Regions from separate parts of the Homo sapiens genome. Here all the other regions are linked to region 3. Evidence: read pairs that join two places in POLR2A ChIA-PET (ENCODE). Cell type or tissue: OCI-LY7. All regions are shown on one strand. Each heading gives the region's core, and the rest is flanking DNA. Links, peaks and the distances in the headings are about the cores only.

What was found. ChIA-PET counts read pairs that join two places held together with the same protein. Peaks named below come from ENCODE experiments on the same cell type or tissue, not always from the same donor. Only the 100,000 strongest peaks of a DNase experiment are listed, where the experiment ranks them.
Region 1: POLR2A ChIA-PET joins it to region 3 with 19 read pairs; 2 of 35 experiments call an interaction of 5 or more read pairs at or near these places.
Region 2: POLR2A ChIA-PET joins it to region 3 with 46 read pairs; 2 of 35 experiments call an interaction of 5 or more read pairs at or near these places.

Annotation. Positions count from the first base shown.
Region 1 is chr9:82,131,086-82,141,652 of GRCh38, reverse strand. All of the region lies in intron 1 of LOC105376107 (a long non-coding RNA gene), which reads right to left. It also overlaps the pseudogene RPS2P34. Among named protein-coding and RNA genes, the nearest start is that of SPATA31D1, 150 kb to the right of the region's middle. In OCI-LY7, for the core only: no CTCF peak of the experiment used is centred there; a DNase peak (open chromatin) is centred at 9,422; H3K27ac peaks cover 1,297 bases.
Region 2 is chr9:82,119,197-82,129,763 of GRCh38, reverse strand. The region is part of intron 1 of LOC105376107 (a long non-coding RNA gene); the gene reads right to left. Among named protein-coding and RNA genes, the nearest start is that of SPATA31D1, 140 kb to the right of the region's middle. In OCI-LY7, for the core only: no CTCF peak of the experiment used is centred there; DNase peaks (open chromatin) are centred at 1,233, 1,573 and 2,033; H3K4me3 peaks cover 2,012 bases; H3K27ac peaks cover 2,500 bases.
Region 3 is chr9:82,178,402-82,188,968 of GRCh38, reverse strand. All of the region lies in intron 1 of LOC105376107 (a long non-coding RNA gene), which reads right to left. Among named protein-coding and RNA genes, the nearest start is that of SPATA31D1, 190 kb to the right of the region's middle. In OCI-LY7, for the core only: no CTCF peak of the experiment used is centred there; a DNase peak (open chromatin) is centred at 4,198; H3K4me3 peaks cover 1,844 bases; H3K27ac peaks cover 2,500 bases.

The DNA of each region.
Region 1 (10,567 bases), core at 8,003-10,502, 52 kb after region 3:
AACCAGAGCTCCCACTGGTGTTTTTGAATAGCAATTCTCTCTGCAGCGTGAAATAGCAGTAGAAATACAAAGTGGTGCTGCAACACCTACGAGCAGAGGCTGTGGAACAGCAGGAAGGTTTTAATGCCAGAAGTTTTGATTCTACCATATGAAGTTCATAGCCCTCAAACAAACTACGTTTAAAAAGTGGGGTTTGGCCGGGTGCGGTGGCTCACGCCTGTAATCCCAGCACTTTGGAAGGCTGAGGCAGGCAGATCACGAGGTAAGGAGATCGAGACCATCCTGGCTAACACAGTGAAACCCCGTCTCTACTAAAAACACAAAAAATTAGCTGGGCGTGGTGGCGGGCGCCTGCAGTCCCAGCTCCTGTGGAGGCTGCGACCGGAGAATGGCGTGAACCCGGGAGGCGGAGCTTGCAGTGAGCTGAGATTGCGCCACTGCACTCCAGCCTGGGCGACAGAGCGAGACTCCATCTCAAAAACAAAAACAACAACAAAAAAAAACTGGGGTATACTCATTTTCCAACGTTAGAAAGTGTTCAGGGATGGGCCAGGCACGGTAGCTCACGCCTGTAATCCCAGCACTTTGGGAGGCCGAGACGGGCAGATCACGAGGTCAGGAGATCAAGACCACCCTGGCTGACACGGTGAAACCCTGTCTCTACTAAAAATAGAAAAACAAAATTAGCCGTGCGTGGTGGTGGGTACCTGTATTCCCAGCTACTGGGGAGGCTGAGGAGGGAGAATGCTGTGAACCCGGGAGGCGGAGCTTGCAGTAAACCGAGATTGCGCCACCGCACTACAGCCTGGGCGACAGAGCGAGACTCCGTCTGAAAAAAAAAAAAGTGTTTAGGGAAGTGCACCAGTTTTCTATTGTCACGATAATAATGCATTCCAAACATACTGAAGCTGTTTGCTTAAAACATTACCTAATCGTCTGTTTTGCCTCTACAGGTTGGCTGGGTGGTTCTCCTAATCTGGGCCAGGTTTGGGTGATCTTGGCCAAACCCACTCACATGCATACAGTCAGCCAGAATGTGGGCTGGGATCTGGTTTGTCCAGAGTGGCCTTGGCTGGGATGACTTGGCTCTTTTATAAATCTAGAAGGCTAGCTCAAGGATATGCTTAAGATAATAAGCAGAAAATCTCAAGTGCTTTTCAAGCCTCTGCTTGTGTCACATTTATCAAAGCGAATCACATGATCAAGCCCACTGTGGAGTAAGAAGGAGTTACAAACTCACAGGACGAAGAGTATGGATACATTAATTGGGGCCCTTAGTGCACTCAGTTGAGCAGAGAGGTCCTTTAGGGACAAATTCCAAACAGAATCTTTATCACTGGTTAATTCATAGCTCCCTATGACTATCCTCCAGGTAAAAATAAGCTTTCATTAGGCCATACAAATCAGCTGAATAAATGGAAACAGCACAATTATATTATTTAATCTTACCTTTAGATGTACCTTCACTAGACTTTGCCAAGTTTATTGTATATTGGAAAGGGTATAGAGCTGAGAAAAATGTGGCTAATAAGTAATTTAATCTGCCAGTGATCTGGACTGCTAAATGCTAAAAATATGCATTTCTGAAGGTTACAACATTCAAAATCGCCAACCAAGTCAGGAAAACTGAAGCCAGAGGTTGGTATAGCGAAATTTCCCATGGTATTTGTGATTACAAATTAGGCTATTAAATGAATAGCTTACTATAATGATATAAAAGTGGCAAAGTTAACGTCCCCCTAAGGACCTTCAGTTCTACAGTTTTTGACTCTTGTGGGTTTAAATTTGTAACTTACCATTGCACTCAAGTAGCTTTTGCATTTAATTATTTTGGGGGAGAGAGTTAAGAGGGAGAGATGGAAGGAGGGGAGGAGAATAAATGAGCACATCACTTCTCAGAGCTCACTTTCATACAGCTGATGCTGCCTGCTTCATTCTCAATTCACAAGTTCATTCTCTATTTCCTAAAGGAAGCAGGTGAGACCAGCCTCCTTTCCGCTTCTCCAGCTTTCCATCTGAAGGACAGGTAGAGAATGTTATCATATTTACAGGCTCTGAGTTGATATATCAAGAGGACTTTTCACCCCTTAAATAATCAGCTACATCCTGCTGTTTTTCAAGTCCGCCTGTGAACTATTTTACATCATGCATGTGGGGATTCACCTCCAAACTGAGCATGCCCATATTCCCATCTGAAGTGATTGTTTGCATGGCAATTCTAAAATATGATACATTCTTGAACAGAGGCTTCATAAGTTGTGTTCTTGATTTTCCCTTCCTGTTCCCTTCTCCTCCGTGGCCAAAGAATCAAGACCAAAGCCTAGAAAACACCACTTGTTTAAGACATTTCCCCTCCTCCAAGAGTTGTTAATTGTCCTATAGGAGCAGCAGGTGTCATCCCACAGTGGAAAATGTGAATGTCACCGCTTCCTGACAGATAATTTCTTTCCAAGATCCCAACTTCCCTCAACTTTTTGTAATGCCAAGAGAATTAATTTTTAGAACATAGAGGAAAAAAATATGGAAACTGATTTTAATTTAAAGTCTCATTCTGCTCAGAACATTTAATAAAAACTGCATGATTTTCTAGTTCCTGAGGCCAGAGACACGACTAAACACAGACCCTGCCCTGAGAACATCACTGTCATATGACAAGTTAGATTATTTAAAAGGCAACTAGAACATCATTACAGTTGTTGTTCATCAGGTGCCTGGCAGAGGCACAGGTGGAAAGAAAGCAACCAGATCTGTTGGAGATTAAAAATCAAGGAGACTCCACCATCCCTGCTACAGCCTGGCTGAAGATGGAGAGTGGTAGTAGGCAAAGCACCTTCCCCACATGGGATGGCCAGCAAGGTGTGTAACCTTGGTGAAACCAAGGTACGCCACTGGTTTCCCATATGGAACCAAAAAGAGCTTGTCTAGCCAAAGCAAGCCTAAGCAAAAAGAACAAATCTGGAGTCATCACATTATTGGACTTCAAGTTATACTACAAGGCTATTGTTACCAAAAGAGTATGGTACTGCTATAAAAGTAGTCACACAGACCAATGGAATAGAATAGAGAACTCAGAAATAAAGCCAAATACTTAAAACCAGCTGATCTTTGGCAAAGCACACAAAAACATAGACTAGGGAAAGGATGCCCTATTTAATAAATGGTGCTAGGTACACTGGCTAACCTCATGTAAAAGAATGAAACTGATCTCTCACCTTATACAAAAATCAACTCAAGATGGATCACAGACTTAAATCTAAGACCTCAAACCATAAAAATTCTAGAAGATAACCTTAGGAAAACTCTTCCAGACATTGGCCTAGGCAAAGAATTCATGACTAAAACCCCAAAAGCAAATGCAACAAAAACAAACATAAATAAATGGGACCTGACTAAACTGAAAAGCTTCTGCACAGCAAAAGAAATAATCAGCAAAGTAAACAGACAACTCACAGAATGGGAGAAAATATTTGCAAACTATGCATCTGACAAAAGACTAGTATCCAGAATCTATAAGAAACTCAGATAAGTCAGCAAGAAAAAAATAAGTAATCCCATCAAAAAGTGGACAAATGACATGAATAGACATTTCTCAAAAGAAGATATGCAAATGGCCAACAAGCATATGAAAAAGTGTTCAACATCACTAAATATCAGGCAAATGCAAATTAAAATCACAATGAGAATAACCCTACTTCTGCAATAATGGCCAGTATTAAAAAATCAAAAAACAATAGATGTTGGTGTGGATGTGGTGAAAGGGGAATGCTTATACATTGCTGGTGGTAATGTAAATTAGTACAACCTCTACGGAAATAGTATGGAGATTCCTTAAAGAACTAAAAGTAGATCTACCATTTGATCCAGCAATCCCGTTACCTGGGTGCCTACTCAAAGGGAAAGAAGTCATTATATCAAAAAGACACATGCATATATATGCTTTTTGCACCCCAATTCACAACTGCAAAGATATGGAAGCAACCTAAGTGCCCACTGACCGATGAGTGGATAAAGAAAATGTGTCATATATACACCATGGAGTACTACTCAGCCATAAAATTGAATGAAATAATGTCTTTTGCAGCAATTTGGATGGAGCTAGAGGCCTTATTCCAAGACAAGTAACTCAGGAATAAAAAAAAATACCATATGTTCTCACTTATAAGTGGGAGCTAAGCTATGAGGACACAAAGGCATACAGAGTGATAAAATGAATTCTGGAGACTCAGAAGGGGGAGGTTGGTAGAGGGGTATGGGATGAAAAAACTACATATTGGGCACAAAATACCTTACTCAGGTGACAGATGCACTAAAATCTCATAATTCACCACTATATAATTCATCCATGTAACCAAAAACCACTTATACCTCAAAACTATTAAAATAAAAAAATTAAAAATAGCACATAAAAAAAGAAAAAGAATAATAATGTTCATTTCCTCATAGGTAAAAGAGACATACTGGGAGACACATCCTCACAAGAGTTTTGTGGGGACTAAATGCGTAGATCTACATAAAGTGCCTAGCAAAGTGTCTGCCACATAATGATCATTTAATAAACCTTATGTATTATTATTTATCTTGTTAAAATGTGTTGGTGCTTAGGGCTGCAAGGTATTACCCTAGCAAGTTGCAAACAGTATCTGATTTAATCCTCACCATTTATCAGATGAGGCTACTGAGGCATACAGGAGTTAAGTTTCGAATCCCAGTCTTACTTCCTATCCTTCACCCTGCACTTAAGCATAGTATAGGGTGGTTAAATGGTTCTATAACCACTATTACTTTAGACATAGGTCTCTTTTCCCAGCCTATTCCACCTTACAGCCAGAAAGTTGAAAGATGACAGACAGGAGAGGAGGGCATATACAACGAATGAGTATGAAGTACCAGTTCACAACTTGGTTGTAAGAAACAAGTATAAAGTCAGGCATTAGAATTGGAAAGTATAGCAGTCTGGAACCATTTAGCATTAGGGCAAATAAGCTGCATGATTCAATGGCAATTAGAGGTAACATTATATAAGAGGACAGTGCAATATAGTGAATTGTAGTATATTAATGATCCTATGTTATCAAGAGAAAGTCAAATTATGTTCCGTTTTCTGTTTAAGAAGAATAGGAAGTGTGAGATATTTTAAAGAAATTCTATCAAAAATAGAGTAATTTCTAAAAATTTTGATAATTGAAGAAATAAACTCCACTTACATAAAAAAATCTTATTCCTAAATGGTGATACATAAAATTACAATTGAATTACAGATGGTCCCAACTTAGGATAGTTTGACTTACAATTTTTCCACTTTTTTATTGGGACCCAAATCCACTATAAATTAAGAAGCATCCAGACTTTTAATTTTTTGACTTTACAATGGGTTTATCCGGCTATTAAGTGTATTTTCAACTTATTATATTCTCTACTTAAACAATGGGTTTATCAATACATAGCCCCATCATAAGTCAAGAAACACCTGTGTAGGTGATATGGTTTGGCTCTGTGTCCCCACCCAAATCTCACCTTGAATCGTAATAATCCCCATGTGTCATGGGAGAGACCTGGTGCAAGGTAATTGAATCATGGGGGTGGGTTTTTCCCTTACTGTTCTCATGATAGTGATAAGTCTCAGGAGATCTGATGGTTTCATAAAGGGGAGTTCCCCTGCACATGCTCTCTTCCCTGCTGCCATGTAAAACATGACTTTGCTCCACCTTTGCCTTCCACCGCGATTGTGAGGCCTCCCCAGCCATGTGGAACTGTGAGTCAATTAAACCACTTTCCTTTATAAATTATCCACTCTCAGGTATGTCTTTATTAGCCATCTCAGGTATGTCTTTATTAGCAATCCTATTACAATAGGATTGGCAAATTCTTCAAAAATCCTCCAGTCCCACTCCTACATTTTTCAAGTAAGGAATCAGAAGCCCAGAGGGGTTAAGTGACTTGCCCAAAGTCACACAGATAATCAGTTGGGAGAGTCTAGTGAAATGAGGGAATGGACAGATAATAACCAAGGCTAAAGCTAGAAGCTGAGGTGTGATGGTTTGGCATTCCACGACTAAGAGCTTGAAACTTATCGTGTGAGCTAGCTTTTCATGGTGCATCCCATCAGCTAAAAAGAATTACATATACAAACATAATGTATGCTCATTACATATATCTACTACTATCATTAGCTAATATCTCAAGGCATAGATTACACTGCTGGAGAGGTTCTTTGTTAATGATTAAAATAATCTTCTTGATAGTTTCCATTTCTTTTTTGGCTGACTCTTTCTCAGACCTAATTAGGTCATTCATTATTGTTTCTGCCCCATAATGTGACTGAGAAAGAGGTTGTGCCAAAAGAAGGCAAAGTTCCAGCTCTGCCATTGTCTTATTATTGCTTTGTAAGTCACTTACCCATTTTTCTGGGAGTTCTTTTGGTTAAAATTGGGTGATGTAATCTGTAAGCCCAGTTAAGCAGGTTCACAAGGGCACTGCTGTCTACTGCTCTGTGTTTTGGAATTCCCTCTCTTTCCATTGGTTACCTCAACTACAGAAGTGACACATGGACAGAGTACAGGTACCATTATCACTCCTTGTATTAAGTGATAATTTCTGAATTCTTTAGAATCATTTGTGTGTGCATATGTGTGTTTCCTAATGTCTCTCCTATAATCTGTCTTGTCCTCTTGTGCATTCTCATTGGAGGGCATTGTTATGGGTGACGGATGGAGCACCATGGAAGACTTTATGATTTAAAGGACAAAAAGGTCACTGATGTCCACCTTAAAGAAGGACTTCCAATACTGGAGGTAGGGAAACCAGCTAGGTAGCTGTGGCAAAGGTCAAACTGAGAAATGATTAGGCTGGGGATGAATAAGATAGTGAGAGTAAAAATGAAAAGAAAAAGATGCCTTATGGGAACATTGAGAAAGGGAAGATGGCAGGTCTTATGAATTTGGGTGTGAGAGAAAAAGGAAAAAAAATCAACTGTGGCTCCAAGTTCTCTTCCATAAAGGATCAAGTTATCAAATAAACAGTGACAGCAACACTGGCAAAGGTATCTGTAACCAGCTGTGTGGTTAACACAGCAACTTTCAAAGCTTTCAAGGCTTTTACATTCCCTTTCCTTTTTTAGAATTCATCCATTTATTATCTCTGATAATAAAGTCAATGCAAACTCAGAGAAGCTTATTCCTTACATTTACATGAGAAGCAGACCAAAACCCCCTCTTTGCACCGTCAGTCAGAGCAAACTAGCTTCTTCCACCCCCACCCCGACCCTTTAGAGAGATTTAAACCATGAGACACAATCAAATGAACAGATGAGCCTCTCAATCAGTATCAGTATCTTAACTGCCACAGACACAACCAGCCATGGTGATGCATTATACATTTTTCATGTTGTGTGTGTCTGCCTGGTTTGTCAGAACTCAAATTTCTTTTGCACTTAAACTGCTGTCATCCCAATAATGTTATTCATTGTTAGCAATGACTCCCTGTGCTATATCACAAACACAGGACATGATGCATACAGTTCCAGGAAGAAACTGGCAGGATAATATCTTCTTCTATCCTGTGAGCAATTACCTACTTTCCCTTTATTTTCTTTCATTTCTTTCCCTGTGAAACACAATGTGCACAGTTAACACACAGTTGTGCTGAGTTATGACACTTTGGATATTTTCATCTTAGGAATGTTAAATGCTGATACTCAACCTTATAAATTCAGTTCTGCTATATCAAAGTGAGAAGAGAATGGGGAAGAAGTATATTTGTTTAGGAGTTATTATATTAAATTATATCATATTATATAGCATAGTTTAATATTATATTTTCAATAAAGAATTATATTAATTGCTAAATGGAAACAAGATGTAACACCTCTCACCTTAGATGAGGCATAAAACTACTAGGATTGACATAGTCCTAGACAAGAGTTCCCCTGACAAGGGGGAACAATGCTGTTCTCCCTCTCTGATAATTTTGCAACCACATAAAATACGACTTTCACTCTCTTAGAAGTATGAAGAAACAGTCTTTTATTTTCTTCACCTCTAGCTGTGAAGTTGAGTGATTCATCTAAATTATTGAGATAACACAAATGTGACATTTATTTGTGTCACATTTGTATCTATTGCACGTATATATCTATTGGGCAGAGTTTAAAAACTGAGATTTGCATATGCCTGTGACCTCCTATTCCTATGTTTTCCATACTTGATATGAAGCTTCAGGGCACCAGCTGGGGCAGTGCTCTGTTCTGTAATTTTCCACACATGCTCTCCTAGAAGTCCACTCTTGAAGTGGGGATAGGAGTATCCAGAAGCCCATTTTGGCCTGTGGTCCAGTAAAGAAGGCTGATACCTTGGATTATTATCATCCTGACACCCCCAGTAGAAGGGTCAGGTAATGAATGATGGTAGTTCAAAATAAGAGAAGACAAGGTAACATAAGAATGATGCTACCAGAAACATTGTGGCAAAGATTTGATCCATACCAGTGTTTTTCAAACTTTACTGAGCATTAGACTCACCCAGAAAACTTTTCATAATGCAGATTCCTGGACCCCATCCCCAGAATTTCTGATTCAATAGGTCTGATATGGGGCCCAAGAATTTGTTCAAACAATCTCTAAAGTATTGCTGATTTTGCCAGCCCTTGAACAGCACTTTGAGTAGCACTGATCTGTGCGATCCTGGATACCTGATTAGCAAGAAAAATGAGTCCCAAGAAAGGTAGACCCAGATCTTCCATTCTTTAAGGACAGGTATCAGGTGCAGAAAATCTTTTCCTGAGACCAACCAGTGCAAATGTATGTGGGAGGTGATATATGCAGCTTCACGTTTCCAAAAGGAGAATGCTATCTAGTAGATTGCATCAATGGCCCAACTCTTCAGCCCTCTCTGTATCTACCTGTTTTACCATGTGATTTAGCAACTCCTCCTCCTAAAAGGATGAAGCACATTTCCCTACCCTTTGGCTTTGGGTTTGACCATGTGGCTTACCTTTACCAAATAAATGTCAGCAAGTGCATTGTGACCAAAGACTTGAAAAGCCCTGCATGACTTGCCTTCTCTCTTGTGCCTCTGCCACGACATGACCCTCTGACCCACTGGATCCAGCAAGAGGATGAGAGACTTGGGCAACAGGACCTAACTGCCCATGCTGAGTGCAGCTTATATCAGCCAGTCTCCACCAGAATCCCAGACATCTGAATGAGTTTGGCCAAGAGCAACAGAGCCACCCAGCCAAGCTCAGCTTCATTGTCAACCCTCAATTGGACCTGCATATCTGTAAGAATAAATACTTGTGGTTTGAGCTACTGAGTTTGACATGGTTCTCATGCAGCAGATTTCATGACAACAGCAAACCTATATGTAGTGTCCATCTGGTTGCCCTTGGTGGCTAGAATTTGGAGAACAGCTGGAGGCATCTACAGCTATGCGGAAGTGAATCTGAAGAGACTTGTGAGGTTGATAGGCTCTATTCTTGTAGTTACACATCAGGAGGCTTTAGGAATTGAAAATCAGTTTTGGGGCAATCCTAGGCCTGCTTCTGTGACTTTTAGGTTGTAAAACTGAGGTTCAAAGAAAATGAGTGGTCTTATCTATGGTAACACAGTATCAACAACAGGCTGGAATCAGGTTTCCAACTTCGAAACTTGAGCTTCACCTGCAGACTTTGTGGCTTTTCCTTTGCAGTTTGAAATAAAATTTAAGCCTTTAAAAAAAAACTGCTAAAGTAGCTACTCTGTGTTCCCACTCCCCTTACTTTCCTCAAAACCAAGAAACAATCACTATTAGGATTATCAACAGCTGAGGCCCATATTTTTAGGCTACTAAATTATACATACAGTTGGTAGTAATTATGATCAACAAGAACAAAAATAATTCCTTTCAAAGAAAACAAATAAATTATACCATCAGGTGAGTTGTATTTGTTTATAAGCGATGAAACCATATGCAACATGTTTTGTTAATTTCTTTCTCTTTTCTTTTTAACCAGCTTAATTCACTTTATTTTTCTTGTGTAAAAACCCTGTGTTGTAGCCATAGCTGGAGCCTGGATCTTCTGCACGGAGACTCTGGTGTGGGTCTTGATAAGGTAGTCAGTGAATTCCTGATAGGGAGACTTGGTGAATACAGTCTCCTTCCAGAGGGCGGGTGTTTGGTAGCTGTAAGTCTTAGAGATGGTATCAAAGGTGGCCTTGGCAAAGTTGCCCAGGGCGGAGGTGCAGTCCCTGGCTGAGGGGTAGTAGTCATCGATACCAGCCATCAGCAGCAGCTTCTTGGGCATGGGGGCAAAGACGATGCCAGTGCCCCTGGGCACACCAGCACAGAGCCACAGCGGCCTGTCACCTTTCAAGGGATGGCGTGGGGCTTGCCGATCTTATTCCTCCAGTAGCCTTTGTGCACGGGAACAATGGAGAGCTTGGCTAGGTTGATGGCCCCACAGATGGCAGGGGCCACCACCTTGGAGCACTTAACACCCAGGCCAACGTGGCCATTGTAGTCCCTGATGGCAACAAATGCCTTGAACCTGGTGCGCTGGCCTGCACAGATCTGCTTCTGCACCAGCATAATCT
Region 2 (10,567 bases), core at 529-3,028, 57 kb after region 3:
TGTGGATAAGCACACTTTGTGTCTCTACAGATATTTCCTCACTGTAAACTCTGGACAATAACAGTTCCCATCTCAGGGAATTTTCGAGATGATCATATATGCAGAAGTGCTTTTTTTTTTTTTTTCTGAGACAGAGTCTGGCTCTGCAGCCCAGGCTGGAGTGCAGTGGCACAATCTCGGCTCACTGCAAGCTCCACCTCCCGGGTTCATGCCATTCTCCTGCCTCAGCCTCCGGAGTAGCTGGAACTACAGGCGCCCGCCACCACGCCCAGCTAATTTTTTTGTGTTTTTAGTAGAGACGGGGTTTCACCGTGTTAGTCAAGATGATCTAGACCTCTTGACCTCGTGATCCACCCACCTCGGCCTCCCAAAGTGCTGGGATTAAAAGCGTGAGCCACCACGCCCAGCCCAGAAGTGCTTTTTAAACTACAAAGTGTTAGACCATGTAAGGTTGGAGAATCAGTACTCTCCTATGATCTGTTCATCCTGTAGTGCAGGGCAGACAGTGTCAATGCCACTGTGGACCCCTCGCTAGGCTGACAAAAAAGTCTGGGGAAGACTGTTCAAAGGAGGACATCCAAAGCTGACACCTGGCATCCCAGGTTATTTTCACAAAACTCTAAAAAGGTACAACAAGGAGGAACCTTGGTGACCACAGGCTAAGTCAACCTTCTTCTCTTCTCAGATTTTACACAGGAGGCATCAGACGCCCTAAAATTTAAGTGCGCAGCATCAGTTTATAACCCTAATTGGTAGTAAAACTAGAGGCAGCACCCCAGTGTCCAGCTACTACTATGCTTTCCATGACACAAGACCATCTCTTAACTCACTTCCACACAATTCTTGTTCAATAACCAGTTAGCATTAATTCATGAGGTACCATATCCTGCTCTAACTCCATGGGAAAAAAAAAAAAAAAACACTAACGTAGAAAGTAGAGCATCAACGTGGAGTTCAATCTTCCAGAACTTCCTAGCATTTTCGAACCAAATAAAATAGGATTAGAAATAGAATTTGTTTTCTCTTTACATTTGTCTCTGTAGAGTCTGCTTTTTATGTAGTCTGAGTATAATACTTTTTTTCTCAATCATTAATACTTCTGGCTATTTCAAATCAACCCTCACAGTTATACTAGAGAACCAGGAAGAGAGTAACACTTCAGGAGAAAACATAAGAAGTCTCAGGCAATTACCATTTTCTAATGCTCTGAGGCAATCTCAGCCAAGTACCCAGCCCACCTGTCCCCAGGGGGCTGTGAACAGTCCTAACACCCAGCTCAATTTATACTGTGCCAAACAGCTTTGGCACATCTGCGCTGAGAATGAGATCCAAGAGTTTCAGACAATATGCTCTCTTGAGCTCCATCATATCCCACATTTTATTTTATTTATAAATGGACAAACGATTTATGGCTGCAGTGTGAAATTCAAAGGAGCTGTGCACTTGGCATTTATAGTAGGTCAGGCAGCAGCACACCACCACAAACAATAACGCAAACAGGAAACAAAGGGTCAAGGTTGGGTAGAGGTTTTCAAGGTTTCTTCTGTTATATACAGGACTAATAATAAACTCAGTGGGGACTTCCCATAATGTATGCCCTGTTCAAAGTCAGCATGGACTGGTAATAATCTGCCCACCCTCATCTGTGGGAGGAAAACAGCCATTAACAACAGATTTCAAATGAGGAAGTTTAACATGGTGAGATTTCTAAAGTTAAAAAAGAAAATTAAGGTGTATAACCTTCTTCTTCTTGCTTAAGGGTATTTTTCCTTAGCATCTTCTTCTGACATCTGCCCAAAGTTGTATAAGACTTAAAAATAAATGAAGTGATTAGTAGATTCAAGGCTACCTAGAGCTCTACTAAATAAAATGTTACCCTTACCCTAATGTGGGTTAAAAAAAAAATGCTGAACCTGGGGCCCATTGATTGCTACAATAACCTTCTTTATAAATCTTAACAAAAGAGCTAACAGTATTTTTAAGCAGACCTAATTTTTAGAGAAGTTTAGGTCACAGAAAAAAATGAGTGGAAAGTACAGAAAGTTCCCATATATCACTTTCCCCCACACAAACACAACCTTCCTCTCTATCAACATCCCACACGAGAATGGTACATTTGTTACAACTGATGAACCTACATTGACCCATCATTATCATCCAAAGCCCGTAGTTCACATTAGGGCTCATTCTTGATATTGCACATTCTCTAAGTTTTGACAAATGTATAATGACATGTCTCCACCATTATAGTATCATACAGAATAGTTTCACTGCCCTAAAAATCCTCTGTGCTTCTCCTATTCATCTTTCTGTCCTGCCTATGCCCTGGAAACTACTGATCTTTCAAATAGTTTTAAAGCTTTTCCAGAATAGTTGGAACCATACAGTATGTAGCCTTTTCAGACTGGCCTCTTTAACTTAGTGATATGCATTTAAGGTTCTTCTATGTCTTTTCATAGCTTGATAGCTCATATATTTTTAGCCCTGAATAATATTCCATTGTCTAGATGTATCACAGTGTATTTATCCATTCACCTATTGAAGGATATCTACTTTTCCTCTAAGTTTTGGCAATTATGAATAAAACTGATAGAAACAACCATATGTAAGTTTTTCTGAGAACATAACTTTTCAGCTTATTTGGATAAATATCAAAAAGCAAGATTGCTGGTTTGTATAGTAAGAAAATATTTAGTTTTGTCAGAAACTGCCAAACTATTTTCCAAAGTGGCTGTATCATTTTGCATTTTTACCAGCAACAAATGAGAGTTCCTTTTGTTCCACATCCTCACCAGCATTTGGTATTGACATTGTTTGGGATTTGGGCCATTTTAACAGGCATAGTATTATCTAATTGTTTTAATTTGCAGTTCCCGAATGACATATGATGTGGAGCATCTTTTTCTATACTTATTTGCCATCTATGTAACTATTTTAGTAAGATGTCTGTTCAGGTCTTTTGTTCATTTTTAATTTGGGTTGTTCATTTTCCTGTTGTTGAGTTTTAAGAGTATTTTGTGTATTCTGGATGACCATTCTTTATCAGATATGTCTTTTGTAAGTATTTTCTCCTAGTCTGTGGCTTGTCTTCTCATTCTCTTGACAGTATTTTCTTGTATTTGAAGCAGTCATATCCTTTCATATTAGCAGGTTAAACAAAAGAATGGTTTCAGACAAGCTGCTTACTTTCCTTAGCCTCGGTTTACTTAGTCATAAAATGGGGCCAATAATAGTAGCTATAGTAAAGGGGTTTGTGAAGAATAAAATAATCGAGCATATAAATGTTGGCTGATGATTGCAGAAGCAGCTGCAGCAGCAGGACCTTAGAAGCTTAAAGGAAGTGATGAAATCACTTTAGGAAAATCTATCCCACTCTTAGTACGCTGTACTGAAATCTCTCTTCAAGTGTCTGCTCTCACACAATACAATCAGTTCCATGAGAACAGGGACCATGTCTATTTTGCTGTCTTTCCAGAGTCAAGGATAATATTTGGCTAAATAGTAAGCACTTAATAAGTGAGAGATGAGCTGGCACTCACTAGGCCTATGGCCTTAGAGAATGTCTTGCACCTCAGTGGGACACATACAGCAGATAAAGATTGTTGACTACAGGTCCTCCAGGGTTCCTACCGTCATTCGTTTAATGAATGACTCTATCTCACATCCCAGATTGCATATAAGAGCTATATGTAAAATATATTACCTCCTATGGGCACTCAAACTCCACTTTGAAAGTTATCCCTTGAGATTTTAATAAAGGACTTCATAGTCTGGACTAATGCTTGGGCTGTTCCTAAACTTACAAGTGCCTGTTGCCATACATGAAGTCAGTGTTTGATCTCTGTTCGGAATACTTCAAACTTCAATGTCTGCGTGCATCTGACACCTGCTTTCTCTGCTTGCGTGGACCTGCTCCTTCTTTATTAAAAGAGATAAGGGCCATAGAATAGAACTAAAATGAGGGACCACAGAAGCTTAGAATTTCAACTGAAGAGAAAGCCGGAGGAGAGGAATGTTCACTTCTGGGATTCCTTTCCAGAGCTACCAAAAATGGATTCATGCTGGGTAAAAAAAAATGTAGGTGCTTCTCCTAGAAAGAGCTGACCAAGTAAGGATCTTTATACAGGATTTGTGTTAATATTCAATATAATCAGCCTAGAAAATTTTTGGACCACTAACCCCAGTAATGTATACAACTTTTTACAACATACATACACACACACACATAAACACACACACACATACACACACACACACACACTTTGCTCCAATGTCTACAAGATCTGAAACCAGGAAAAGTGATCCCCTCTAACTCTGTCAACTCAGAACAAGCAAGCGTGAGTGAGCCACCTTTTTACCCAGGCCACAAAAGAAAGAACATAAACTAATAGCTTTAGGAGCTATTTTAGGAGCAAAATCACGAAAGCTTGGGGCAATGTTTTTGACAAATGCCACATAGACTTAAGTATTTGTAACTATCAAAGCCTATGAGGCTTGATAGAGGGACTACAAGGTATTTCAAACTGTTCAGCAGTGTTTTGTGGGTCATTTGGTTCAAATAGATTTTCAAACATATTTTAACATTTTAAACTGTGTTTAGAAAAAAGAGCTACTGATTTTAATATGTAATTATCAGATTATGTGACACTGAAAATCACCAAAATTTAACCTATGCTGCCAGTTTAATCCTTTTTTCTTATTTTCTACACATATCAGAAGAAAGTCTCCTTTACTTGCATTATACATTTTATGAACTTCTTATAAATGTATAATTAATTGGAAAAGTTACAGGTCTAAACTCATCTTTTGAAAATTTGCTCAGGTAAATATCTAGTGCATCATGGGATACTCTGCTCAGTCCTGTACCAGGAAACACTCATACATGTTCACTTGGCTCAAACACTTGGCATAGCTCAGTATTCACGTATTCAACTATAACTGAACCAGTGACACACAGCATACTACAGAGAACTTTGATGTTTACTATAAGTTGGGGGCTGACCTTCCTATTTAAGTTAAGAAATGCAAGCACTTGGCCTGGTGTGGTGGCTCACGCCTATAATCCCAGCACTTTGGGAGGCCAAGACGGGCGGATCACCTGAGGTCGGGAGTTTCAGACCAGCCGAGCCAACATGGAGAAAACTCATCTCTACTAAAACTACAAAAATTAGCCGGGCGTGGTGGCAGGCACCTGTAATCCCAGCTACTCGGGAGGCTGAGGCAAGACAATCGCTTGAACCCAGGAGGCGGGGGTTGCACTGAGCTGAGATCGCGCCATTGCACTCCAGCCTGGGGGACAAGAGTGAGACTTTGTCTCAAAAAAAAAAAAAAAAAAAAAAAAGAAAGAAAAAAAGAAAGAAATACAAGCACTTATTAGATGATTCAACTTTAAAACAAAACTTTCTCTATTACTCCCCTTTAAGTTTCTGAATCAGTTTAATTGAGGAATGTCCTGAGCAGAGAGACCATTACAACTATTTATCTGCATGAGTCATGAATTCCACGCCATGGCAAACCAAACCAGATAGAAGTAGGTTCGATGCTGAGTAATGTTAAGGCTGTAATTGTTAGTCACAACCTCTGATTTCAAATTATGGTGTTAATTAAAGTCGCTTTATTATTCTCATGGGTTTTTTTTTTTTTTTTTTAATTTTTCAGATGGAATCTTGCCCTGTCGCCCAGGCTGGAGTGCAGTGCCGTGATCTTGGCTCACTGCAGCCTCCGCCTCCAGGGTTCAAGCGATTCTCCTGCCTCAGCCCCCCGAGTAGCTGGGTTTACAGGCCCGCACCACCATGCTCGGCTAATTTTTTATATTTTTATTAGAGACGGGGTTTCACCATGTTGGCCAGGCTGGTCTAGAACTCCTGACCTCAGGTGATCTACCCTCCTTGGCCTCCCAAAGTGCTGGGATTACAGGCGTGAGCCACCTCACCTGACCATGGATTGGCTTTTTAATAGTTAATGTTTAAAACCTGACATTTAAAATACATTTATTGGCTGGGTGCAGTGGCTCATGCCTGTAATCCCAACACTTTGGGAGGCTGAGGCAATGCATTGCTTGAGCCCAGGAAGTTCAAGACCAGCTTGGGCAGCATGGCAAGGTCCTGTCTCTACAAAAAATAAGAAAATTAGCCAAGCAGCATGGTGGCACACATCTATAGTCCCAGCTAATTGGGAGGCTGAGGTCGGAGGATTGCTTGAGCCAGAGAGGTGGAGGTTGCAGTAAGCCAAGGTCATGCCACTGCTCTCCAGCCTGGGAGACAGAGCAAGACTCTGTCTTGAAAAAATAAAATAAAATAAATTTATAGAATTTAAGACAATCGTAAATAGTTTTTTAAAAAGTTATATTTTAGAATTCTACACAAGAATTTATTTTTAGGGAAATATTTTTTGCTGCTAAAAAAATTAAATCTATAGGGTGGTAGAAAAAGCAGTAACAGACTAGTTGGATCAAATCCTATTTCTGCCATTTACTGTCTGTGTAATATTAGACAAATTATTTAACCTCTTTTAAGTTTCTCTTTTGTGAAACTGAAATATCAACTACCTTGCAGATATAATAACCTTCCCATGTTGACACACCTATGTGGACATGCAGCCCTGTTATTAGTACTGTTTGGTAAATGTGTAAAATAGCTCAAAATATCATGGATCTTGCCTGTTTTAACAGATGTAGGCAGCCTTCTCTCCTTGACCACCCCAGCTTCAGAATCTCTCAAAATGTAAAAAAAAAAAAAAAAAAAAAAAAAAAAAAAAAGTCAAATAAGGAAGAAAAACTCAGAATAGCCTCCAAACTTTTCACAGCAACACTCAATGCTTACAAAATTCTAATGGAAACAATGACCCAATATTCTATATCTTTGATATAAACATATAAAAGCTTTGAAGATATGCCAAAGCATTAAACACAGGCAGAACTGCTGATCACCATACTACCACTGTTAGTATGGCAGTGGTAGCCACTACCTACATGTGTTCATTTAAATTTTAATTAACTAATTATTTAAAATCAAATTAAATTTACAATTCAGTTCCTTAGTCACACTAGCCACATTTAAAGTGTTCGAAAGCCACATATGGCTGGTAGTTACTGTACTGAACAGCACAGATACAGAACATTTCTGTCATCACAAAAAGTTCTATTAAACAGTGCTCCACTACAACATGAAAGAGCTCAAGTATAAAAAAAACTTGAGAGCCCTTTATGCAGTTAGCCTGGAGATGAACCTAAAGAAACAACTCGGGACTACAGAAATTATGGTTACAGAAGATAATGCAAATACAACTTGATGATATTAGAATAATAATATAATAATACAAAGATTAAAATGGGTGGGAGAAATAAGAAGAAGTCTAATTTTCTCTTTTTTTTTCTTTTTTTCTTTTTTTTTTTTGAGACAGAGTCTCACTCTGTTGCCCAGACTGGAGTGCAGTGGCACGATCTCGACTCACTGCAAGCTCCGCCTCCTGGGTTCAAGCAATTCCCCTGCCTCAGACTCCCGAGTAGCTGGGACTACAGGCGCCCACCACCACACCCAGCTAATTTTTTTGTATTTTTAGTAGAGACGGGGTTTCACCACGTTAGCCAGGATGGTCTCGATCTCCTGACCTCGTGATCCGCCCACCTTGGCCTCCCAAAGTGCTGGGATTACAGGTGTGAGCCACTGTGTCGGCCTAATTTTCTTTCTTAAAGGCTGAATCAAAGTTGAAACTCATAGCTAAAAAACCAAACCAAACCAAAGAAACCACTACCATCTCTTATAGTCTATCTATACTACTTTGATGAGTAACTTTAAAGGGATACTTTAGGAAGCCCTATATTTTGTTAAACAGAGATTTATCTAAAGTTCAGCAATTACCTCAATTTTATTTTATCTGCCTTTCTCACTGAAACACAGTGCCAGTATGTCTAGAATTATATATAATAAATGTTAATGATAGTTATTTTGGGATATGGAATTTTGAGGGTTTTTTTTTAACTTTCTTTTTGTAGTTTTGAGTTTTGACTGACATTTTTACAATGATTTTTTACAAAACAATCAAATTAGTATTTTAAAATAGATCCTTCAATAAAAATTTAAAAGAATATGGAGAAACAAAAAGTAAGATACATCAATAAATAAAATTACAAAATTGTAATCACTCATGGTAAGAAAAAAATATGTATGCATCTGGATAAGGATTAGAAGGCAACATTTAAAAAATGAAAAGAAGTCATTAATTTTTTTTCTTCAAGCTCTTGGTATATTTTCAACAATATAATTTCATATGATTTGAATTGTTTTACCAGGAGCAGAGCTTTAATGAAACCAATCATTCATACTCTCACTGACATGAGAACTAAACTAATCACCTTGGCCTTATATTACAGGTAGCCACCTAAGCATTTACGAGAGCTTGCTTAAGTTAAAGGAGTACAGTGTTTTTAAGTTTGGGGTTAAAGGGACAGATTCTGGAGTGTAGTTGCTCCTGGAATAGGTAGTCTTCTATGGAGGGGAGTTTTCAATGTCCTCCTTTTGCTAGTTGATACCACAACTGTAACAGCTCCAGATGTGGTGAAAGTGATGAGAAATCTCAAGAGAGCTGTCCACAGACTACCAGGCAGTTCCATGACATTTTGAACTATTTTCTAGATTCACCAACCAAGAGCATAAGGGTGTATGTGAACATGGAAAGGTAATTATCAGGATTCTGAAGATACGTTTGTGTGTATATGTATACTACATATATATGTTTATATATATATTGTGTGTGTACATATATATATATATATGTACAGCTTATTACTGAGAGAAGTTTTAGACAATATTTTGTTTCTTATCTGGCCAACCTTTTGTAGACTTTATGGCTATCTATACTAGTGTTTCAACACTATTCCCCCATTAAATCCCCTCCTTATGTTGTTTCCTAAGCCTAGAGTAAAGTGGTACTCCCTCTCTCTTAACATTCTCCAAGCCTACCCTAAATTCAAGGTCCAGGTCAATGCCACTTCATCCAGGAAGCCTCCCTTGTATCCCAGCTAGAGATAATCTTTAATCTCCCATATCACTGTAATTTCTTATATGTACATTATGACTGTTTCACACATGCCTCATCTTCCCTACTGGATCATAAGCAACCTAAAGGCAAGATTTAAGTCAGATTTACCCCTACATCTCTTTAATCCCATCTGGGGCCTGCGAGTGTGTTTTGAACATAAAGACACTGCGTAAATGCAGGAAATGAGATATTTACAAACTATTTTCTAGGAACTATTAGCCTTGTGAAATATTCCTTCAAAAATGTGTTCCTTGGTCAAGTAAGTTTGACAAAAGCTATATAATCTGTTCGTGATGAATATTAAAATTACTGAGAAGTCTAATAATAAGGAAATTTATTTTATTCCATTCAACTATGCATTGGCCACAGAATCCTACTCTTTGTTTCTTTATCTTTTTATATACACCATGCCAAACTCTGTTGGTGCTTCACTCATATTCCCTCAGCCCTCTTGGAGATCGCCTGTGGATGCTTCCCTTACAAGCCAGTGGCTTCCTGAATTTCTCTGCCTGAAAGCATTATCTGGCCACTGGAGTATATTCCACCAGGAAGTCCCAGGAAGTTGATACCCTCTGGAGTAACCTATGAAAGGGAGTAACAACTTCCTCATCCCTCAGGACAATTCTGAGTTATGTTCTGCACAGTATCTCAAAGGATGTCAGTAGGATTGAGCAAAACAAAATAAAGTAAATAAGGCTAACTTGTGTGTTAGAATGTTAAATAATGATGCTGCTGATAAAATTTAAGTAGCTAAAGATTGAACAGGAGTGTGGCTGGAAATGACCTAATTATATTTTCCTGAGGGTAAACAGACAATTCAGATTATATCACAAAAACAGTTCTTATACCAATACCTATCCAAATATTACTTTTATCCCTTATCATTGCAAGCCTCTTATTTGTTTTAACCTACCTCTCTCTAAAGGTAGCAAGAATAGCTAGCATAAAACATGAGCAAATCAAATGGAATTATAATCAAACTTAATTTTATTAAGATCTTTGAAAATTTTTCAACCCATGTAAATTTTTACAATTCTCGGGACTTTTAAAACCATGGAACACAGTTCTAATCCCAGTTACTAGTTGTGTCATCTATTGAGACCCATCTTTTTTTTTGTTTGTTTGTTTGTTTGAGACAGAGTCTCGCCCTGTCACCCAGGCTGGAGTGCAGTGGCGTGATTTTGACTCACTGCAAGCTCTACCTCCAGGGTTCTCACCATTCTCCTGCCTCAGCCTCCCGAGTAGCTGGGACTACAAGCGCCCGCCACCACGCCCGGCTAATTTTTTGTATTTTTCATTAGAGACGGGGTTTCACCGTGTTAGCCAGGATGGTCTCGATCTCCTGACCTAAATACAGCACCTTCATCAGAAAACTTTCCTTGACCCACTCCCCACCTCAACCATATGTGATCTCCACCTTCTTTAAATCCCTATAACTCTTTAATGCTGTTGTGAATGTGCTTAGCTTACTTTATGTCTCTTACTTAAATGTCTGCCAGTTGAGGTTAAGAACTTTGACATGTGCCAT
Region 3 (10,567 bases), core at 2,913-5,412:
GCTCAATCTTATGATGTCCTACAGCTTAAAGGTCATTGCCGTCAAATAATCACAGTGTGATCTTGTTCAGAGAAAACAAAGAGACCCATACAGGCAGAACAAAGTAAGCTACTTTATAAAACTTAGCTTTCCCATCTTTTAGAAAGAAGAAAAATATGGAGGGGCGTGTGCCCTTGCTTCTAACTCTAAAATCATATTTTTCTGATTATTTAAATTATATTTTATCATTTCTTATCTATAACTGGTATTCTAGAGTATTATTTCTTAAGTTATAATTTGTGGAATGCTGTATATAGCAGGTTTTAGTAGGTTTTCTTCATAAAATAGCATTCCATGGTAAAAATAAGTTCAGGAAACATTGGGATAACTGTGGTTTAACATGTTTATTTCTGGCAGGACTTCTCCTTACTACTATGCTAATGAACTTTATGAATCTCCAAATGGAGAACTCTTCACAGTACATAGTGCTTCCAAATTTTATCAAGCACTTTTATTTTAAAATGCTGCCATAACTGATTAAAGATAGTGAATACATAATAAGTGCTTATCTTTTCCTTCCTGAAAGTTATTTAAATTATTGTAAAAGAAAAAAATGAGGTTAAACCCTCAACAGTAAACAAAATTGATGGGCCAATAGTGAATAAGATTTCTCAACAAAGTTGTGGAATAATCAAAGAGGTTCCAGGCATAGGGAAAGAGGATAGGAGAAGCTACATGCTGGATAATGTGTGAAGAGGGATCCAGTGGAGAATACTGTCCATTGATCCAAAAGAACCAGAAAGAGGCTTGGGACTCAGCAATATACATGCTATGTGGTCAGGGAGGGGTAAGTGAGCACGGCAGTGAGATATAGAGTTGAAATAGAAGATTAATTGGAAGTCTGTATATGAAATTGTCAACAGCTCCATCCTGCCCATTCCCACAATACAGAATAAATTTGAGTTCAACATCAAAAAGTTGTAGGCCTTCTCTAAAGATATCAGATGACAGCAGAAGAGACCTCCACATTCAGTCATAAGGAGGATTCCCAATTCACCAGTCTTCTGCCAGACCATTCACTCCAAAGAGAATATAGATATTCTCGCCAATGTATTCAAATCTGCTGATAATCTTTTACCATCTCACTCTTAAATATGAACTGATAATCATGGATACGTAGACATATAAGGAAAGCTCTTACAGAGAAAGAGAAAAAGAAGAAGCAGAAACAGACAACTTAGAAATTAAAGATAGTTCAGGGATTTTATAAGAAGTTGAATTTGCATCCTTGGAGAGATTTGAAAAACCACATTAGGAAAAGATGATTAATAGTTTACGAAAAAGACACAGTCATGAAAGAAGAAAGAAAGAATGCTTTAAAATAAAGAATATAACTGCTAAAGAATAGTAAAAATAAATCACTAAGGATGTAGATCAAAAAGACTAAAAAAAGGAGAAAATATAAACGAATTAGAGTTTGTAGTCCAAGAGTCTAAAATTTAAATGGTAGGAGTCACAGAATAAGAGTACAGAGAAAATGAGTGAGAACATCAGTAAGCACTCAGTCAAAATACGTTCCCAGAATTTAAGGACTCAACTCTTCAGTCAAGCCCAGCACAACAAAAGATATCCATTTCATCGCATCACCATGAAATTTCCAAACATTAAAAATAAGAGAAAAGCTTTAAAGGTTCCAGAGAGAAAATACAACCTACAAGGGAATGAAAATCAGGCTGCCATCAGACTTCTCATCTAAAACAACATATGGTGCAATAACTTTCTATTTCCAAGGAAGAATTATTTTAAGACTAAAATCTACCACCAGCCAAATTATCATGCAACGAGATGATAGTAAAGTAATCATCTCACAGGTTTGAGAAAACCTATCTCTTGGACAATACTTTGCTTTCCTGGAAATTTCAGACCCCTTACTCTCAGATTCCAAAACGCAAGGTTTTCAGAATTCTTATTTTTTTTTTAATTTGGAGAAAGTTATTGAAGTGAATCTAATGTTTCCATTTGTGTTGCATATTTTATTCCCTCAGTATAATGTTCTATTCACTCTTCAATGTGCCCATCAATCCATTTATCCACCAATACACAGTGACTGTGTGCTATATGCTAGGCATTGCACTAGTTGCTGTGAGGTACAGATAATTAAGGCATAGTGCCTGCCTCAAGAGAACTTGCTGTCTGATGAGAGTGAAAGACATAGAAACACGTAATTACAGTCTCCTTGAGATAAGTGCCGTGAGAGATCAGATGGAGTGACACACAGTACAGTGGGAGTATCAGTTCTATTACCTAAAAATCTTCTAATATTCTCCTTTATCTTAATTTCCTTAATTTACAGTCATTTACTCATTTTAAGTTGTTACATCCCAGGTACTTATAGCACTCTTTCTTCTTTTATTTCCGTGATCAAGTCTAGTGCTTCCCAAAAATAGTATTTGGAGTGCAGGGACATACTACTACTATTTTACTTTACAATAAATTCATTATGCTGAATCAATAAATGCTGAGTTCAACACCTTTTAAAATCAGAAGCCCATTGGTATTATCATAATAAAATTGCTTCTAAGAGACTTATGAGAAATACAGCATCTAAATTTTTGACCTTGTGCTATGCTTCCCTTCAAATAATCATGTGTGCAAAACATGGTTTAAAACATACTTTAAACTAAAATATAGTTTTAAGAGACAAATGTATATGATAGTTTCAAGACTGGCAACTAGTGCTGATAATTTATTTTTTTGCTAAACTAATTATGCCTATTTTTACTACTGTCATTCTGGCTATCAGATATCTTTCTGTTAGATATCAAATTCCCAGAGAGCCATGTTCTACCCAGAGGTGTTTCTTTGCTCTGTTTCTGAATCGGAAAGGAAAACAAAGAGCAGTAAAATTATTTTCAAGAGATTAATCATAATGTCAAGAACAAAGCTGAGATTTGATTATTGACTTAGAATTCTGTCCACTAGATTATACCCTTACTAATTATCTATTTTTCTTCACTGTGAATCTGTCAGGCTGAGGTCACACAGTAACTGGGAAACTTGCTACTCCCTGCTATCTTTTAGCCTTGAATTAGGCCTGTCCAACCCTTGGGACTTTCATAAGGGAAATAAATATTTTGTGAGGGCAAGAAGGGCAGCTTTTAGAAATAAATTCTATTCTTTTCCTTATTATTTATAGCTCTGAATGATATTTAATTTAAAGCTTAGAAACAATACTTTTGAAATCAGATCCAAAAGCACAATTTCACATACAATAAAGTGATTTCAAATAAAATGGCAGAGCTTAAACTTAATTTAACCATTCACAGCCATGGAATAGGATCATCCAGTAGCCTGGTGTACCATGGGTTGGGATAAGAGAAGGCACTGGTATTGGGGGTCTAGACGCAATGTGGTACATTTGAAAGGGAATGCTGGAATGCAGTCGATATGTTGCACTTTGAATTTTTACACAAAATTAAGGCTATTGTAATGATTTTATTTGTATTAAGCAAAAAACAAAAACAAACAAAAAAAACCCACAAAGATAAAATGTAAGTTTTCTAAAATAATTTAAACATCAAAGAGCAGTATTTCTCAAAGTCTAATGCTGGAGCTCTGGTCTATTGTATCAGAATTACTTGTGTGCTTTGTTAAAAGTACAGATTCTTGGGCCTCCTGTCTAGTAATTAGAATACCTGAGAAAAAAGGTCTAAAAACCTGCATTTCAATAAGTATTCCTAATGAATTTTTTTGTACACTGAAGTTTAAGAATCACAGAAAAAATAAAAGCTGAAGGATAGAAATTGACAAGCAAGGAAAGAAATTGACAGGCAACTGAATAAAAATAACACATACTCAAAAAATCTCCTGACAGGCCAACAGCCTATATGCAATTAGGTGATCGTAAACATCCATTAAGAGGGAACCTAATGGCCATAGAAACAAAAGTAAGCAAATAGACCATTAGGGATGATGAGGGAGATGAAGAGTTAAATGGGTGAAGCTCACAGTGGCAAGCAGGGGGTAGAATGAATGAACACTATAGAACCTCCTACGAAAAAAGGTGGATTGAGATGTCTGAGGATATTTCTGTAAGCCACTGTACAGTTGGATTTCTTGGCAGTAAAAATATTTCTGAGATGTCAACATCGTCTCAAAACCTCAGGTCCCTAACCACCGAAAGCCACCACTACCCAAGGAAGTGGCCTGAATAATTAAAACAAAAATCTCCCTCTCATCTTCAAAACAACAGGTGTGGCCCTAGCACTATTTTCTGGCTCAAATGGACATCAAGACAGCAAGGCAAGCATTCTACGGTCCTCTCTGCTATTTTCTGCTGAATCTGGTTAACACCTTTTCTCTGTGGGTGCAAAGCTTAAAGAGCTTATAGTCAAATTAGTACAGCAACTAAAAAAATAGGGCAGCCTGTACAAATGCATATTTTATAAGACTTTCTACATTCAAGTCTACAGAAGAATGAAAAGGGAAAGTAGATTTTTAAATTGTGTTGTGGTGGAAAAAGGGGTTATTTAAAATTTTCAATTAGACAGTACGAAGATAAAAACAAACGTGAGCTCTGAAAAGTTTCAGGGGGACAGGTAAAATCTCTAAGCATTTACGATTTATTAAAATATACTTATTATGGCAGTTGCCCCTTATCCAAGGAGGATATGTTCCAAGATACCTAGTGGATGCCTGAAATGGCAGATAGTACTGAATCCTTTTTATAATATGTTATTTCCTATACATACATACCTATGATAAAGTTTAATATAAATAAGGCACTGTCCAAGATTAACAACAATAACTAATAATAAAGTAGAACAATTATAACAACATGCCAGCACCACTACTCTTGCACTTTGAAGCCATTATGGAGAAAAATAAAGGTGACTTAAACACAAGCACTGTGATACCATGACAGCCACTTTGATAACAGAGATGGCTACTAAGCGCATAATAGGCAGGGAGGGTCTTCAGCACAGACACACCGGACAGAGGGGTGATTCACATCCTAGGCGGGATGGAGCAGGATGGAAGGAGATTTCATCACACTACTCAGAACAGCATGCAATTTAAAACTTAGGAATTATTTATTTCTGAAATTTTCCATTTAATATTTTCAGACTACAGTGGACTGCTGGTAACTGAAACCAGAGGAAGCAAAACCATGAATAAGGGGGGGGGAAGACTGTATTCCTAGTTGGTTTATAAACAATGTCCCAAGTTTGCTTCAATAATGAAATGCAACCCTCTTGGAGATCTTCAAAAGGCCAGGGATCAGAGTCTCCATTCTAGGCTCACAGTAAGCATTACTAATCAGTAATAACTTCTTCACACTAAGCACAATGGCACCTCCAAAACTTGCTCAACAGACACATGAAACAGACACATGAAATAACAACTTTTGCAAGTCTGGCTAGAATGTTGTCACTTTTCCAGCTTTTCTTTCAACAGAGCCCATATTTCTATATAAACTGGACAAAAGCTTTGAAACTTGAGTACTGGGTCCCATGAATCAAAGACTCCAACTTTCCTTTAACACCTGTCAGGATGCTACAGTTCTGCTGCCCTGACAGGTGCTCCTGACTCTGCTGTGAGTACTTACAGAAAAGCTGACTTCCTTCCCTCTCTACCATGATGCTTCCTTCTGCAGAGAGCACTCACTTCCCTCAAGTTTGGCAAACAGCTCACACCTACTTAATTTATGTAGCCTCCAATATTTTCCCCTGTGTCTGCAGATAATACAACACAGTCCTTGTGTTTCTATAGTCAAGATCATTTTATTTTGTTTCAGGGCATGGAAGAGACTTCCTTTTCCTTCTGAAGGTACTTAAATAAGATTTCTTTGTAATATTCCACAAGTTAGATTTGAGTATCTAGAAACTATTATATCATATGAGCCTGTGCGCTCCAAGAGTCTTTATCCCCAAAATATGAGGCAATGAAGCAATTCCACCATACTTTCAATCACTAGAGGAAAACTCTGCACAACTGTAAAAATTTCAGCTTTCAGCTGGGTTCCAGGTGAGGTTAGAGTCTAACTTCAGGACAACCTGTAGCAATCAACAACATGAACATCTGAGAACTGCAAATACCTAGTATACAACCAGGTGAAACATGAGGAAAAGTGCACGGATCGGGTGTAGGCTGTGAAGCCATATAACAAATTGTAGACAGTAGTTTATTATGGGTATCCATGCAGGCTTTCGGAAGACATTAGATATCAGGAGACAGTATCCATACTCCAACAATCATTACTGCAAGAGGAATGTTACAGATCTTTTGATATTTAGAATACGTGAGATTTTGAAATATGAATTAATCTGCTAAAAGTTACACAGAGAAGCAAGCTCCAGTTTCCAGGCTCTTAGGCCAGTTCTTTCTCCGCTAGCCAACAGTCCCAACAATCCACCAGTTTGTTGTTGTTGTTGTTTGTTTGTTTTAGAGACAGAGTCTCGCTCTGTCGCCCAAGCTGAAGCACAGAGGCACAATCACAGGTCCCTGCAGCCTTGAGCTCCTGGGCTCAAGTGATCCTCCTGCTTCAGCATCTCAAGTAGCTGGGTCTACAGGTGCACACCACTGTGCCAGGTTAATTTTTTTTTTCTTTTTTTTTTGTAGAGACAAGGTCTCACTGTTTTGACTAGGTTAATCCATCAGTTCTTAGCTAAGAATGGCTCATATTTGTTCAGTGTTCTAGAGGTATTTTTGTTTTTAAAAACAGTTATTTCCAAATGAATCTTCCTTTCTCCCTTCTATTGCCTCCAAATCCTGGGCTCCCTCTACATTAATATTATGTTTAATTATAGTAATATTTTATTAAAGTGTCCATGTTTGATTCTGAAGAACAAATTAGTCATTTAATGAATAAAAATAAATAGCATTTATTATTTAGATTTTAATGACAATTTAGAGGTAATAAAGCAGAAAAGTTTGGAATCCATAAATTATACTGACTAAGCCAGTGATACCTCCTTTTTGGCGTCTCCCTATATGGTTGCAAAACACTGATTTCTAAGAAGTTTTGTAAATAGCTCTCAAAGGAAGAATTGGTGCCGCATATATTTTTCTTTGGTATTTCAGAACATCATACCCAACCCTCTGTAATCCTATGTGAATGTGACCGTATTTTACTCATTATTTGCTTTCCTCAATCTCTTTTTTTGTTCTTACTGACAGTGGGAAGTTGCCTCTGGAATATGCATAGTTTGTCCTATTTTATTTCTTCCTGAAAATACATATCCACTACTATAATTTTTAAAACAATAGCAGACTTTTAATCTCAGCCCAGAGATGTAAAAAGGTAAGAAGAGCATCACTGTCAACATTTCAATGAAAAAAATAGAGAAACAGCAAATTCATGATTTTTCTTGAATCTATTAGCATACTAATGTCACAGTGGAACCAACCGGCCCAGAATCCAGGGAGAAAGAGGTACACACAGGGAGACACAAGAAATGAACAGTAACGTACCTGGGTAAGATACAGTCAAACACCAGTAACAAGAGTTCAGGTAGAGAGAGAGGCAAATTCCTAGAGGCCAATAGTAAACTGATGGGAGGGTGAAGCTCGAAGTGGCAGCAAATACAGGGGACTTTTTTCCCTTACAAGTCCAACTGAACATTCACAGAAGCAATCGGGAGTCCTGAAAAAGTCTTCCTTCTGGTGCAGAACTGAGGAAGGAGAACAGCAATCACTGGAGGAAGGGTAAGAAATTTACCCAGACCCTTCTCTCCCATCTTACCTATGGGGAGTGGGGGGAGGAAAGCTTTAATCTGTGGGGAGAAGAGCAAAAATGCCATCACACTTAGGACATTTGTTAAAGCCCACTGCGGCTGGGGAGAAGAGAACAAGAAATAAACCTGGACCCCTAAGGGAAGAGCAGGAATACGTGCAGAGTTCAGAATATCACTGGGGGTAGGGTAGGATAACTGATAAGGCCACACTCCCAAGATACAGGGACACAGTGACTGCCTAAGACTGAGATCTGAACAAAACAACAGAGAACCCCCTGCCCCCTCAGTCCCCACTACCTGGCTAAACAGCACTGAGTCACAAGCAGCATGCAAGAGACAGACCTCTCTGAGGCACAGAACAAAGGGAAGACTTGAGGCTGAGGATAGAGCAATCATTGAGAATAAACTTCCTCTCTCAAACCAACTCCTATCCTATACACAAGGTATCCCTAAACAAATATAAAGCTCATGTTACACTCAGAGTAATCATTGCAACAGCAAACCTCAATTCCAGTCCAACTCCCAATTAGATTATCTCAAATCCTGGTACTAAAGGCTTAGTTGAAGGAAATTGTATCGCCATTTCCAAGTATAAAAATTAATTACCTCAGTCTCTAACATTCTACACTAGATGTTAAGTTTTCAACAACAACAACAAAAATACAAAGTGTATGAAAAGCAAGAAGAAATACATGCCCAAAAGACAAGTTACCATCACAACTGGAGTGAGATTAAACAAAGATGTTAAATGTCTGACATGCAATTTAAAATAACTATGATTAATATGGTTTGTTTTTGTTTTTGTTTTTTGAGACGGAGTGTCGCTCTGTCACCCAGGCTGGAGTGCAGTGGAGCCATCTCAGCTCACTGAGATTGAGCAAACTCCACCTCCCAGGTTCAAGTGATTCTCCTGCCTCAGCCTCCCAAGTTGCTGGGATTTGCACACACCACCACACCCGACTAATTTTTGTAATTTTAGTAGAGACAGACTTTCATCATGTTGGACAGGCTGGTCTTGAATTCCTGACCTCAGGTAAGCCGCCTGCCTCAGCCTCTCAAAGTGCTGGGATTACAGGCATGAGCCACCACGCCCAGCTGATTAATATGTTAAAGGCTCTAATGGAATATGTGGACAACATGTAATATCAGATGGGTAATTTTAGCACCTAGATCAAAAGTATAGAAAGAATCAAATGGAACTCAAAAGCATAGTAACAGAGAAGAAGAATGCCTTCAACAGGCTCATAAGTAGAGTAGGCACAGGCAAGGAAAGAACCAGTGAACTAGAAAATGGGTCAAAAATTTATCCAAATAAAAACAGAAAGAAAAAATAAAGTATAGAATATTCTAGAGCTATGTGACAATGTCAAATGACTGGAATCTCAGAAGGAGAAGAGAGTGAATGGGACAGAGGAAATAATTGAAAAAATAACCACCAAGAATTTTTCAAGATTAATGATAGATGCCAAACCACAGATACAAAAAAATGCAGGAAAGAAAACAAAAGACACACCATAGGCAAATCATATTTAAATTCCTAAAAGCAAAACACCAAGAAAAACCTTTCAAGGCCTCCAGAGAAAATAGACACATTACTTTAGAAGGAAAAATGATTTTAAAAGATAGACATTTCTTCAAAAATTATTCAAACTCAAAGATAATAGAGTAATACCTCTAAAATACTGAGAGATGAAAATATCAAAACAAAATACAATCCCCAGCAAAAATGAATTTCAAAAATAAAGAAATAAAAATCTAAAAATGTTCACAGGCACACAAAAACTATAGAAATTTATTGCCAGCTGACCTACCCTTAAAAAAAATTTAAAGAAAAAACAAAATGTGTATGTCTGTGATCCCAGCTACTCAGGAGGCTGAGGTGGAAAGACAGGTTAAGCCCAGGACTTCAAGGCTGCTGTGAGGTATGATGGTGCCACTGCACTGAAGCCTGGGCAACAGAGCAAGACCTTGCCCCTAAAAAAAAAAAAGAAAGAAGGAGGAATAATACAACACAGAAATGTGTGTGTGTATGTGTGTGTATATATATGTATGTATTTATATATACACGTATATAAGTATACACATATACATATATGTGTATATATATACATAATGTACATATAATATACAAAGAAATAAAGAATACTTGAAATAAATGCAAGTAAAATTCATTTTTTCTGTTTTAATTGTTCTGAAAGATAAATGTGAAAAGCAAAAACTTGGTAGCAATGAATTGTTTGTTTAAAGCATTTGTAGAAATAAAATGTACCATAACAGTACCACAAAAAATGGGAAGCACAGGTTGGGTCTATGCTGTTGTAAGGTCTTTACAGTATACATGAAATGGCATTAAAAATATTCCAAGGTAGATTCTAATAATTAGAATTATATATTGTAAATCCTAATTGCTAAAAAAAATTCAATACAGAACATAAAATAGAATCCTAAAAAGTGTGTACTTAACATAAGAGAAGGAGGAAAAAGAAAATAAGAAACAAATAACAGATGGAACAAATAGAAAGCGCTTTGAAGATAGCAGATTTTAATCCAACCATATCAATAATCACATTAAATGTGAACAGTCTAAACACAACAACTAAAAGAGATTGTCATATTAGATTTCAAAGCTACACCCATCTGTATGCTGTCTATAAGTAATCCACTTTAAACATAAAGATATAGATAAAGTAAAAGTAAAAGGATAAAAAAGATATATAAGACAAACATTAGCTAAAAGAAAGCTGGAATAGCTACAATACCAGACAAAGTAGACATCAGAACAGGAAATATAATCAGGAATAAAGAAAGGCATTATATAATAACAAAGAGATCAATTATCCAACAAGACATAA